Regions from separate parts of the Homo sapiens genome. Here region 2 is linked to region 1. A link is a contact called in ENCODE Hi-C data. All regions are on one chromosome and are shown on one strand. The core of a region is the stretch at or near the end of the contact, and the rest is flanking DNA. Distances in the headings are between cores, read along the strand shown. Region 1 holds the start of KRTAP10-5 (keratin associated protein 10-5). Region 2 holds the start of LRRC3-DT (LRRC3 divergent transcript).

Region 1 (6,770 bases), core at 1,605-4,104:
AACCTAGTTTTTTTAAAGACAAATGAAATTGGCAAATTTCTAACTTTACTGGTCATTATAAAACAAGAGAACAAATAAATTACCAATATCGGATGTTATGGTTTGGCTGTGTCCCCACCCAAATCTCATCTTGAATTCTCACATGTTGTGGGAGGCACCTGGTGGGAGGTAATTGAATCATGGGAGTGGGTCTTTCCTGTGCTGTTCTCATGATAGTAAGTAAGTCTCACAAGATCTGATGGTTTTATACAGGGGAGTTTCCCTGCACAAGCTCTCTTCTCTTGTCTGCCACCAAGTGAATTGTGCCTTTCACCTTCCACCATGATTGTGAGGCCTCCTCAGCCATGTGGAACTGTGAGTCCATTAAACCTCTTTCTTTTGTAAATTGCCCAGTCTTGGGTATGTCTTTATTAGCACCATGAAAATGAACTAATACATCAGGAATGAATAAAAGGTTGCCACTACAGAATCTGTAGATATTTAAAGGAAACCAAACAAATAATGCAAACAACTCTATGTCAATACATTCAACAGCTTAGATGAAATAGGCAAATGACTGGAAATGCATCATTTATGAAAAGGGATACAAGAAGAAATAGAAAATCGGAATAGCCCTCTATCAATTGAAGAGACTGGACTCATAATTAAAACCCTTCCCACAGAGACAATGCCAATCCCGAATGGCTTTGCCATTGAATTCTACCAAGCATTTAGGGGAGAAATAATGCCAATCTAACCCAAACTTTTCCAGAAAACCGTGGGGTAGACACAGTGTCGGCGAGGGTGCTAGGGATTAGGGGACGGAGGCTGAGGCCTCACGGGTGGCAGGGATGCCCTTGGTGGGCTCTGGCCATGGACACAGACTCCTGGGATGAGAGGGGGACTCATGGAGGAACACCCACGCCTTGACCCTGAGATGGCCTTGCAGGGAGGGTAACTGAAAATTTACCCACTGGGGACAGTTGCCTACTTACTAAAACAGTTCCAGCCACCACCGCAGCCCCTGGAAGGCCATCCCCCCAGAAAATCCCCCAGGTCTCAGCAGGGCCTTGTCCACCTGTGCCCTCCAGTGTCGCCCATGTCAACCTCACCTAAGAGGGGCCTGACGCACGGTCCTGCAGGTGCGGACTCTGGGTCCTGAAAGCCCATGCGGAACCTGGTGCCCCCAGAGGAGGGCCTGGGGCAGTGCCAGTTTTGGGGAATCATGTGCATCCATCCACCCACTCCATGATGCTTTCGTCCTGATCGAGTCCCTTGTCTCCTGCGCAGGTGCAGCAGCCCCTCCCTCTCCCCCCGCATTGCTGCTAAGCGGGCAGAACTCTCGGGCGGGCGGCACACAGGGAGGGTGACCAGGCCTGGAGGCTGCGGTGCCCGGACCCCAGGCCAGCTTCCTGGAAGGTGACCCTGCAGGGTGGGCTCTCCCAGGTGGGACAGTGGGTGGGACAGTCCTGGGGCCTGGAGAGCCCCACAGCCCAGGGCACGGCAGCCAATGACCAGGCTCAGGAAGACCCAGGCATGGAGGCTGAGCCGGGACTGAGCCTTCCTGGGCGTGGCTGTGAGTTCCACCTGGTGACCCCCTGGAGGAGTTAGGCCACTGTCCCCCGTGACTTCTAGGTTAAGTCACTCATTCATAGAAACAGTCATGGCTAGAGACCAATCTGAGCTCAAAACCATGTATCCCCAGGAGCACTACAGAAAAAGAGAATCAGGCGACCAAGGGGAGTTTATTGGGGAGCAGGAGGAGGTGCTGACAGGTTCAAGTCGAGGCCAAGTGACATGGGGCAGAGAAGCTGGGAGGGAGGACAGGGGACCCAACAGGCAGGTGGGCCCCTGCTGGGAGGCAGGAGCTGGGGAGCTTCGAGGATGGAGATTCCTGGGAGTATGGAGGGGGGGGTCACCTCAGCACATGGGGGCCCCGTCCCAAGCGGGGGCAACCTCCTAACCCGAGTCAGGACCAGTTGGCCCTGGGGGATGTGCACATCAGCAACTGGACTCCTGGCCTGAGCAGAGGCCTCAGCAGGCCAGGGGGGAGCACGCGGGGCGGCAGAGGAGGGACACGCAGGAGGCCGGGCGGCAGCAGCTGGCCTGGTAGGAGGAGGCAGGGGCACAGCAGGAGGAGATGGGCAGGCAGCAGGCGGGCCTGCATATGGGGCGGCAGAGGAGGGACACGGAGGAGGAGGGTCTGCAGCAGGAGGTGGTGCAGCAAGCCGGCTGACAGCTAGACTGCTGGCAGCATGAAGTGGAAGCCCCAGAGCAGACGGGCACACAGCAGATGGGTTTGCAGCAGACAGGCTTGCAACAGACAGGCACGTAGCAGGACTGCTGGCAGGGGGAGGAGGTGCAGCAAGTCGGCTGGCAGCTAGAATGCTGGCAGCATGAAGAGGAATCCTCAGAACAGGTGGGCACACAGCACACGGGCTTGCAGCAGACAGGCACACAGCAGGACTGCTGGCAGGAGGAAGAGGCACAGCAAGTTGGCTGGCAGCTAGACTGCTGGCAGCATGAAGAGGAATCCTTAGAGCAGGTGGGCAGGCAGCACACAGGCTTGCAGCAGACGGGCACGCAGCAGGCCTGCTGGCAGGGGGAGGAGGCGCAGCAAGCCGGCTGGCAGCACGAGGGCGTGCAGGAGCTGGTGCAGCCTGATTGGCAGGGGCTGGGCTCACAGGCCGCCTGGCAGCAGGGGCTGGACACACAGCTCACTGGGGTGCAGACCAGGGTCAGGCAGGGGGCGGTGCCGCAGGGGGGCTCACAGCAGCTCTCTGGGCAGTCGTCCACTCGCCAGGAGTCAGAGCAAGCGCTGGAGCAGACGGACATGGTGCACGCGGCCATGCTGGGGTGGGGAAGACGTGAGCTGGGAGCTGGGGGAGGTGTGAGTGAGTGAGTGTGTGAGTGAGTGAAGGAGGGAGTGAGTGAGTGAGGTGCTCAGGGCTGTGGGGCTTTTAAATCCCTCCCTGGCGTGTGTTGTCCCGACAGGAGGCTCCACAAGCTTCTCTTCCTTGTTGGTGTTTAGAGCTGGTGGCTGGAGATGCGTCATTCATGCTGGTTTATCTGTTTGTTTTTCCCTCATTAAACTTGTGTGTATGTTGCAGGGCCGTGTTTCTTCATCGGTTCTTATTTTAGCCCCAGAAATGTGGTGGAAAATATTTCAAGCAAACTTTTGTTGAGTAGAGGTTTTAGAGATGAAGACTTCTCTAAAGGGAGGAATTCTAGTTTCACCTATCCTGTGTTTGGACTGATTGGATATATTTTATTACTTTTAGCATATTAAAATATAAATAGGTAGAAAAATATGCATTTCTTATAAAATGCAGCTGGCACAGAGGGTACGATGAAGCTAAGTGGCCCTCTCTTCAACCCCTTGTGCCTCGTAAGGGGAATGCTCAGAGATTTGGTATCTGGTGGATCTGTGCTTTATCCTTGTCTCTTCAGCTCTTCCATGCCACCCTCAGAGCCCTCTCTCTGTTTTATTTGAAGCTGCGCTCTGGGTTTTCTCCATTTTTATTTCCTCATGGTGACAGATCAAGTACTTTTTCACATATGGTGATTTTAGGACATACATTTTAAGATTTCTTTCTTGCCTAAAAATGTACTCAACTTTACCCTCACACTTATATGATAGTTTAGCTGGGTATATAATTCTGGTTTTAAGTCAGAATTATTATTATAAATAATAACAAAAAATCTGTTTTCTCAAAATGATGAACCTGTGTCACCATTTTTCTGTAGTGTCCAGCGTTGCTGATGAGAGACTGAGGTTGGTCATTTGTCATTTTTTATAGTTTGTCTCTCTCTCTCCGTTTAACTCTCTGGGAACATTTGGTTTTCTTTTTATTCTTCTTTTGTTTCTATGCGTGTGCATTATTTTACTTTCTGTGGTTAGAATTCATTGAGCCTTTCAATGTGGAGACTCAGGAAGTGTTTTGCGCTCTTAAAAATAACTCATCTCTCAAGGTCTTTCCTTTTGTGACTTTAATTTTGTCTCACGATGAATGAAATACATTTTTGGCTCACTGTAATGATGTTATGTTGAGCATTTAAACGTTTTTCCCCTCGTTTCACTGGACATCAGTTAAGCTCTGCTCATTGGTGGCAGTTCATTTGATTTTCTGAGTAAAAGACTATTTTATTCCAGGGCATTGGGGTCCTGATCCAGTTTACATTCTAATTTGTTTCCATCTGTTTCTCTTTTCTACAAATATATAAAGGATTTTAAAGAGCCTCCCTTTTTGTTAGACAATTTTGATTTTATTTTTTATAACTCTTTGAATATCCTTTCAGTGATTATTAGTAGAGGTTGTGCGAGAACTGTGTGCTTAACCCACTTTCTGGGACTGAAGGACTCGATGCTCCTTTCAGGAAATGACAGGAAAGCCAGGAAGGCTAGGATGACGTCATATCAGCGGGTGTGCTACAGACATGCACGGCGCAGGTGCGGTCTCCACATCAGCCACCGCGTGAGGGGTGACTCTGCAGCCCATTTTGACAGTTGCAGAAATGATGAGAGAAGATAAGTAACCTTGAAAGAGGACAGCTGGCCGGCAGTGAACCTGACAACCGCGAGCTCTCACTCCTTTCCCTCACGGCCATACATGGCTCCGTTCTGTCACACAGCTCCCAGAAGAGTGCGTGCTTCCTGAGTGGCAGGCAGGGAGGCAGGTGGTCCTGAGCCAGCGGGATGTGGTAAGGCTGACATGGCTTCTGGGACAAGCCCTGGGGCCTGTATGATAATTTGCTTTAGTTTTCCCATCGCTATCTCTGGCAGCCTCCTTAATCGAATGGGTGTGGTGATTCCTTGTCTCTTTATTCCTATTTGTGATCCACGCCCTCTGTCGCTCCCTTCTCCTGGTGTCTGGACCACCCATCACTGTCCAAAGTGTCTTTCCACAGTCATTGCTGTGCCCACAACAGCTCCAGGGTCTCAGTGTGCCTGATCTAAGTCCACGCCCTGCGCTCAGTGGAGACGTGTCTTTTTGGATCATGGAAATTTTCACTGGGGGCCACCATGGCAGTTTCCACGGACAATTGAATGATCACACCAATTTCTTTCTTTCTCTCTTTCTTTCTCTTTCTTTCTTTTCTTCCTTCTTTCTTTCTTTTCTTTTTTGACACACAGTCTCACTCTGTCACCCAGGCTGGAGTGCAGTGGTGCTGCAGGCCCCACCTCCCGGGTTCAAGCGATTCTCCTCCCTCAGCCTCCCGAGTAGCTGGGATTACAGGTGTGCACCACCACATCCAGCTATTTTTCTTTCTTTCTTTTTTTTTTTGTATTTTTAGTAGAGATGGGGTTTGGACATTTTGGCCAGGCTGGTCTCGAACTTATGGCCTCAAGTGATCCATCCGTTTCAGTCTCCCAAAAGTGCAGGCATTACAGATGTGAGCCACTGCACCCGGCCAGATCACATCATTTCTTAAATCAAGCAGACACTCTGGGGATCTGAGTGAGCTGAGCTGCAGGGATTAAACAGCCCTGGCTGGGGGAGGGAGGTGCTGGGAGGGGATGTGAGTCTGGAGGGCAGGGTGGCCCACGGCCGTGTCTTCTGCAAGTGACACACGTTTGGATTCTTCTTTTCCAAAATGTAGTCTTTTGTTTTATTTGACTCCCTTTCATCGTGGCTGGCTGCCCAGCACAACTCTGGAGACGCGATGACAGCAGCCCTCTGGTCTTGTTTCCAAAGTTAACAGAAGCACCTCCTGCAGCTCCGCACTAAGCCGGTGTTGGCTGGTTTGTCGCAAAGCCTTGGTCTCGTGCATGCAGTGTTTTTTCACTCTAGTTTACCAAGAATTTTGCCTCAGGCTTTTAAAGAAGGAGTGAGTTTGTTCATGTATGTGTGTGTGTGAATGTGTGTGTATTAATCTACTGAGTGTTCCAGTGGCTTTTCTACTTCTATTTTATGAGTATAGTTAATGATACCCTTTGTAACTTGAGTGATCTAAGATATACATTACTTGATAATGGCTCATTATCCCTTTTTCCCCAGCTTTATTGAGATGTAATTGACAAATAAGAATTATATAAATTCAGGATGTCTTGATACATGTACACATTGTGTGATGATTACCACGGTCAAGCTAATTAATATGTCCATCACCCATGCAGTTACCTTTATTTTGTGATGAGACATTTAAGGTGGACTCTCTTAGCAAATTTCAGTGTTACTGCGTCACATTCTGTGTTACAGTCAACTGTCCCCGTGCTGCACATGAGGTTTCCAGAACTGACTCATCCTGCACAGCTGAAGCTGTATCCTGTCATCAACATCAAAGTGGATAAAGCACACAGTTCTTGCACACCTGTATTAATAATCGCTGAAAGGATATTTAAAGAGTTATAAAAAATGAAAACTCCCTGCACCCCCGCCCCTGTGAACCCCCACTCTACTCTCTGCTTTGCCGAGCTTGGCTTTTTTAGATTCCACATATAAGCGAGGTCTGCAGTATTTGTCTTTCTGTGGCCTGGGTCACTTCACCTAGCATAGTGTGTGCAGGTTCATCCATGTTGCCACTAATGACAGGATCTCCCTCCTTTCTATGGCTGAATCGTATTCCATCGTGTGTATACACCACATTTTCTTTATCCACTCATCTGCTGATGGGCACTTATGTTGCTTCCATATCTTGGCTGTTGTGACTAGTGCTGCAGTTAGCATGGCAGTGCAGGTATCTCTTTGAGATCTGGCTTTAATTTGTCTTGTATATACAAGATTGCTCATCACATGGTAGTTCTATTTTTAATTTGCTGAGGAGCTTTGACACTGTCTTCCATAATGGCT
Region 2 (6,770 bases), core at 1,931-4,430, 130 kb before region 1:
ACCGCTATCAAGAATTTGTTTGTTTGAGACAGGGTCTTGCTCTGCCACCCAGGCTCAAATGCAATGGCACAATCACGGCTCACTGCAGCCTTGACTTCCTGGGCTCAAGAAATCCTCCTGCCTCAGCCTCCCAAGTAGCTAGGATTGCAGGCATGCGCTGCCATGGATGGGTGAGTTTTTGATTTTTTGTAGAGATGGTGTCTCACTTTGTTGCCCAGGCTGGTCTCTCAATAATTAGCAGAGCAAGTAGACAGAAAGTGGATGATAATATGGGCTACTCAAATAACACAGTCATTGCCGTTTATAGGACACCTCGTGGAGCAACAGTACACAAATTCAAGTGCGCATGCAACAACCGCCAACCATAATCGGGGCCATGAAAGAGTCTCAATAAATTTAAAAGGATCCGAAACATAGAATATGTCCTCTGACAACAATGGCTTTAAAGTAATGATCAACAGCAGAAAGAGCTCTGGAAAATGCACAGATATGTGGAAGTGAAATAGCATAGCTCTAAACTCATGGGTCAAAAAGGAAATCAAAGGGAAAATTATAAATTATTTTCAACTTAATGAAAACAAAAATACAACATATCAAAATTTCTGGGATGCAGTTAAAGGTGGACTTAGAGGGAAATTTATAGTACTGAATGCTTGTACAGATCAGTGACCCCAGCTTCCACCTTAAGAGACCTAAAAAAGAAGAGAAAGTCAAACCCAATGTAAGCAAAAGAGGCTGGGTGCAGTGGTTCATGCCTGTAATCCCAGCACTTTGGGAGGCCGAGGTGGGTGGATAACCTGAGGTCAGGAGTTCGAGACAAGCCTGGTCAACATGGTGAAACCCCATCTCTACTAAAAATATACAAAAATTAGCTGGGCATGGTGGCACATGCCTGTAATCCCAGCTACTCAGGAGGCTGAGGCAGGAGAATCACTTGAACCCGGAAGATGGAGTTTGCAGTGAGCCGAGATTGCCCCCACTGAACTCCAGCTTGGGCAACAAGGCAAGACTCTGTCTCAAAAACAAAAACAAAAACAAAAACAAACAAACAAAAAAACAAGCAAAAGAAAGAATAAAGAGTGGAAGTCAATGAAAAAAAAGTGCATCAACGAAACCAAAAAGCTATTTCTTTGAGAAGATCAATACAATTGATAAACTGCTATCTGATTGTTCAGTTAAAAAAAAAGCCACAATTGCCAGTATCAGAAATGAGAAAGATGACATCACCTCATACTTCACAGATGTTGAAAGGATAAAGGAATATTATGAACAACTTTATGCTAATAAATTCAACAACTTATATGCGATGGGCAATTTCTTGAGCGATACAAACTACATACATTCAGTCAAGAATAAAATAAACTCAGCAGTTGTATATCCATTAAATAATTCAACCACATATAAAAATGATAATACATCATGACCACGTGGGCTTTATCCCAAGAACACAAGATTGATTTAACACTTTAAAATCAATCATTATACTCTATCATATTAATAGATCATCACGCAAAAAGATTCTCAATAGATGCAGAAAAAACAAAATCCAACTTTCATTCCTGATTAAAAAGACTCTCAGCAAACAAGAGAAAGGATAGTCTTTTCAACAGTCTGGAAAAAACTGATTATCCACATACACAAAAAATAAACATTGAATCATATCTCATACTATAAACCCAAATAAACTTAAAATAGGTAATAGACCCAAATGCAAACCTTTAAAACTCTAAAACCCTTGTGACTTTGGGTGAGGCAAAGATTTCTTATATATGACACCAAAAGCAGGATCCATAAAAGAAAAACATAAATTGGATTTCCTCAAAATTAAAAAATTCTGCTCTTTGAAAAACTGTTAAGAGAATGAACACACAATCCAAAGGCTTGGAGAAAGCATTTACAGATCACATATCTGATAAAGGACTTGTATCCAGAATATGCAACAAACTCCCAAACTCAATAATAAGAAAATAAACAACCCAATTAAAAGTGAGTAAAAGATTTGAACTCAACGCTTACTACAGGAGATGGAGAATAAACAGATGAAATGATGCTCAACATCATTGGCCAACAGGGAAACGCAAATTAAAACCACAGTTCCATCTATCACCACACACCTATTAGAGTATTTGAAATTAAAAAGACAAACCATACCAAGTGCTGGGGAGGATGTGGAATGTAAAACCATACAATCGCTTTGGCAGTTTCTTAAAAAGTTTCACATATGGCTACCGTGGCATCCAGCCACTCCACTCCTAGACATCTATTCAAGAGAAAGAAAAGCATTCATCCAAAGACTTGTGCACAATGTTCGGATCAGCTTTATCTGTAAGAGCCAACACCAGAAACAACCCAAATGCCCACCAGCAGGTGAATGGACACAAACTGTGGTACATTCATACACTGGAGTACCATGCAGCTGTAAAAGAAATACGCATTGACAAACCAAATGACGCAGGCAAATCTCAAAAATAATTGTGCTGAGTGAAAGAAGCTACACAAAAAGTACATATTATATGATTCCATTTGTGCAAATCATAGGAAATGCAAAGTAATCAGTAGTGACAGAATGCAGATCAGTGCTTGCCTGGGGATGAGGGAGGGCAGGGAGAGATGACCAAGAGGGAACCCGGGGTGTTCACTATGCTGATTGTGGTGATGGTTTCACAGGAGTATCCGAGTGTTAAAACGTACCAAATTGAAATATGTGGCTTACCGTCTGTCAATTACACCACAATAAGGCTACTTTTTGAAAACCATGAGGATGGCTCAGGTCCGGCTCAAATGCCCCCACCCTGCGTTCCTTCCTTGGGATGTCAGACGCTGGAGCTGGAGCAGAAGGGGACCTAGATGGGCGGAGATCTAGCCCTACTCACCCACTGGCCACGGGGTAGGCGAGGGACGCTCAGCAGGGGCTTCCCGCAGACCCAGGGTCTTCAAGCCCCAGAAGTCCTGATGCCAGAGGGAAGAGGGGATTTGCCCAGAGTGAGGGGCAGGGGCTGGACCCACAGCCCCTCCCGGCGCGCAGACCCCGCCCCCACCCATAACCACGCCCTCAGCCCCCACCACCTCGTCCTCAGCCCCACAACCACGCCCCCAGCATGCCACAATTACTCCCACAACCCGCCCACAGCCCCTGCGACCTGGGTCTTAGTACCAGCTCCATCTAAAGCCGCACCACCGGCCCCTCCCATGCCCCTCCCATGCCCCTCCCCCATCTCTTCCAGGCCCCGCCCTGCCGCAGAACCCGCCCTCAAGCCCCGCCCCCGCCTAACCACAAATCCCGTTCCGGTCTCCTTACATGCCCCGCCCCTTCCCCGCCCCCGCGGGGAATCGACACAGCCTGTCTCCGCCTTTCGCCCCGCCCCCTCCAGGCCCCGCCCCACCCCGCCCCTCGCCCGCGCAGGCCGGAGTCGCGGCCTCCCCAGCTAGTGGTCGCGGGCGCGGTCGCAGGGGCAGCGGGGTGGCCGCCGCGCCAGGCGTGGAGCTGGGTCTGGCGGGCTCCGAGAGGCCCGGGAGCGGCGCGCAGAGCAGCCTCCGGCCGCCGCCGCGCAGGTAAAGCCCCCGCCCAGCCCTGGGAGCGTGGATTCCCACCCACCCCATGACCATCCCCCCGCCGCGAGTGCTGGGGTCTCGGGGGTCCCAGGTTCCGGGGGTCCTAGGGCCGGAGGGTCTAAAGGCTGGAGGTCCTGGGGGTCCGAGCCTCTCCCGGCCGGCTCCGCGCGCGGCCCCGCCGTCCACGCCCAGCGCGGGCCGCGCGCACAGGGCTTGGCTTCTCTGTTTTCTCGGTTTCCTTCTTCAGGCAGTTGAAAGAAAAGGCGCGGTTCTGTGCCCGGTGCGAGCCGCGGCTCCTTTAGGGCTGGCAGGGAAGGGCTTGCTGGGTTATGACAGTTTTTAGGGGTTGTCGGAGTCAGCCAGGCGTTGGCTGCTGGAGTAGCCCCTGGCGCGCGAGCGCCCGCTGGTGCCCGGCCACGTGCCCAGCTTGACCCGCGCTCCAGGTTCGGGAGAAGCTGCAGCCGTCACCGTCCTCCTGGCGTCCACCCTGAGGAGGGAGGGGCTGGGTGGTCCAAGCCGCCGCCACTCCGCCGCCCGGCCTTTGGTCCCCAGCGGTGCTGTAGGTGGCCAGGGGTGGCCGCAGTGACCACCCACTGGGCCATGCGGAGCCCCCTGGCAGTGCCAGCTCCCTGCACTTGTGGGACGCTCCTCCCGGGCGCATTGGGAGTCTCCAGAAGTAAGTTACAGGCAGAGCTGTTTAAGGAGGCGTGCTCCCCACCCCAGACCCTTCAGTGGGCCCTCAACACCCTCCCCACCAGTGGACGCGTTTCCCAGGTGACCGCAGCCGGCAGTGCTGACCACCCTCCCTCCCTCTCCGCTCCCTCCTGCGTCTTCCCTTTCAGAGCTGCCAGAGTGGACTGCACTGCTTCTCCCAGCGGGGCAGGATGGCGGTTTCATGTCTGGTTGGATAAGGCCTTGCCTGCGGAAACCAGCTCCATCCCCAGGCCCTAGCAGAGGCTCGCGTGTCCCCGTCCCCAGGTCAGGTCAGGATGGGCACCGTGCGCCCACCTCGCCCCTCGCTCCTGCTGGTCTCCACCCGGGAGTCTTGTCTCTTCCTCCTCTTCTGCCTGCACCTGGGCGCCGCCTGCCCACAGCCCTGCCGGTGCCCTGACCACGCAGGGGCTGTGGCTGTCTTCTGCAGCTTGCGGGGCCTTCAGGAGGTCCCCGAGGACATCCCGGCCAACACCGTGCTCCTGAAGCTCGATGCCAACAAGATCTCCCACCTCCCGGACGGGGCCTTCCAGCACCTGCACCGGCTCAGGGAGCTGGATCTGTCTCACAACGCCATCGAGGCCATCGGCTCCGCCACCTTCGCGGGCCTGGCCGGGGGCCTGCGGCTGCTGGACCTGTCTTACAACCGCATCCAGAGGATCCCCAAGGACGCCCTGGGCAAACTCAGCGCCAAGATACGCCTGTCCCACAACCCCCTGCACTGCGAGTGCGCCCTGCAGGAGGCCCTGTGGGAGCTGAAGCTGGACCCCGACTCTGTGGACGAGATCGCCTGCCACACCTCAGTGCAGGAGGAGTTTGTGGGGAAGCCTCTGGTTCAGGCTCTGGATGCGGGTGCCAGCCTCTGCAGCGTCCCCCACAGGACCACAGACGTGGCCATGCTGGTCACCATGTTCGGCTGGTTCGCCATGGTGATCGCCTACGTCGTGTACTATGTGCGCCACAACCAGGAGGATGCCCGGAGGCACCTGGAGTACCTGAAGTCTCTGCCCAGCGCCCCCGCCTCCAAGGACCCCATCGGCCCGGGGCCCTAGCGCCTGTTCCGGCAGACCCCCGCCGGTGGCTGCTGTCACTTTTGTAGTAGGTGGTGACTGATGCTGCTTTTGCTCTTCCCTGAGGCAGGTGTCACAGCCATGTGTGCTCCCCACTGTTGCACTCAGGCACAGCAGCACCTCCAGGCTGGGTGGTTTTGCCACACATCCGTGTGACGGATGAGGAACCTGAAGCTTAGAGGAACGGAATGACTGCCCGTGACGATACCATCAGGAAATTATCCCAGTGGAACTTCAACCCGGGCTGTCCATCGTGACATTCCGCCTCCTTCCACCATGCCAGCCTCTCCCACACGGGGCCCTGCAGGCTGTGGATATGCACTCAGAGGACTAAGGGGGTGCTCTGCAAGCGAGAGGGTTCACCAGAGGGAGCTTGGGTGCAGGTTCACCCGCTGAAGGCGCTGATAAGTCCTGTGCTGAGGAGCTGACTTGCCCTTGTTTACTTACAAAGTGCATTGTAGGTAAACATGAGCCTTGTTCCAGTGTTCGAAGTACATTGGAACGTAAGCCCTGTTTCCAGAGCAAAGTAACAGAGACCAGGTTTTTCTAGAGAGCTAAGTGGGATGTGTAGCTCAAACAAACTGTCCTACCCTTTTTTATTCTCAAATGTTTGTTTTGAGTAACCGTAGTGCCAAAATTTCAGTTCAGTAATGGGGTGAACAATATGGAGAGAGACCTGGGAAAAGTCCAGGGTAGCTTGCCCAGGGGAAGACAGCAGCCACATACCTGGGGGCCCGCCTGCTTCCTGCCCCTCTGGGTGTGCCTGATGCGGGAGGCCCTGCCCCAGGGCGATCTCAGCTCACTGCAACCTTTGCCTCCCAGGCTCAATCACTTCTGCTGCCTCAGCCTCCCTAGTAGCTGGAATTACAGGCATGAGCCACCACGCCTGGCTAATTTTTGTATTTTTAGTAGAGACCGGGTTTCACCATGTTGGCCAGGCTGGTCTCGAACTGTTGGCCTCAAGTGATCCGCCCGCCTCAGCCTCCCAAAGTGCTGGGATTACAGGCGTCAGCCACCGCGCCCGGCCCTGTGCCTTGCTTTTTCTACTCACTAAGATATAAAACAGCTCTTTTTCCAAGGCCCGGAGTACTGGGGATTGATGTTTCAAGGCCAATCAATGGGATGCTTCGTTTTCTCCAGCAACAGGAACTCTCTCTTTTCACCTTTGCTGCCAGGAATCTCAGAGATAATTTAGTGCTCAATTTACTAACCTTACTTCACATTCAGGTTAGATGTTACCTCCACCTATATGATAGTAATTCCTAATTTTATTTTTTATTGTCCTTTTTATGAGTGTTTATATTTTAAAGTACTTTGAGTATTTTTGGGGGGGGTGTAAATGAGTGATCAGTGTACATTGTGTGTGGACTGAAGTGTAGGTATGTAGAGATGCTTCGCCAAACAGATGCTTAAAAATGAATGGAAGTTGAGGGTGGT

The links. Hi-C counts contacts between places; a loop is a spot of excess contacts on that map.
Region 2: a loop to region 1 is called in a map of vagina, with 2.6 times the contacts of the local background. The contact joins the promoter of LRRC3-DT here to the promoter of KRTAP10-5 in region 1. A Hi-C loop is called at or near these places in 1 of 168 maps with a recorded cell type or tissue (vagina).

Annotation. Positions count from the first base shown.
Region 1 is chr21:44,577,750-44,584,519 of GRCh38, forward strand. KRTAP10-5 (keratin associated protein 10-5) reads right to left here and starts at 2,855. Exons shown (of 1, transcript NM_198694.3): 1 at 1,706-2,855. The coding sequence starts at 2,829. The coding sequence ends at 2,014. The region is part of intron 1 of TSPEAR (thrombospondin type laminin G domain and EAR repeats); the gene reads right to left. RefSeq lists enhancers at 1,999-2,589, 2,590-3,179.
Region 2 is chr21:44,452,104-44,458,873 of GRCh38, forward strand. LRRC3-DT (LRRC3 divergent transcript) reads right to left here and starts at 3,181. Exons shown (of 4, transcript NR_047476.1): 1 at 3,141-3,181; 2 at 2,874-2,949. LRRC3 (leucine rich repeat containing 3) reads left to right here and starts at 3,407. Exons shown (of 2, transcript NM_030891.6): 1 at 3,407-3,552; 2 at 4,395-6,770. The coding sequence starts at 4,542. The coding sequence ends at 5,315. RefSeq lists an enhancer at 2,404-2,904 and silencers at 3,068-3,247, 3,336-3,765.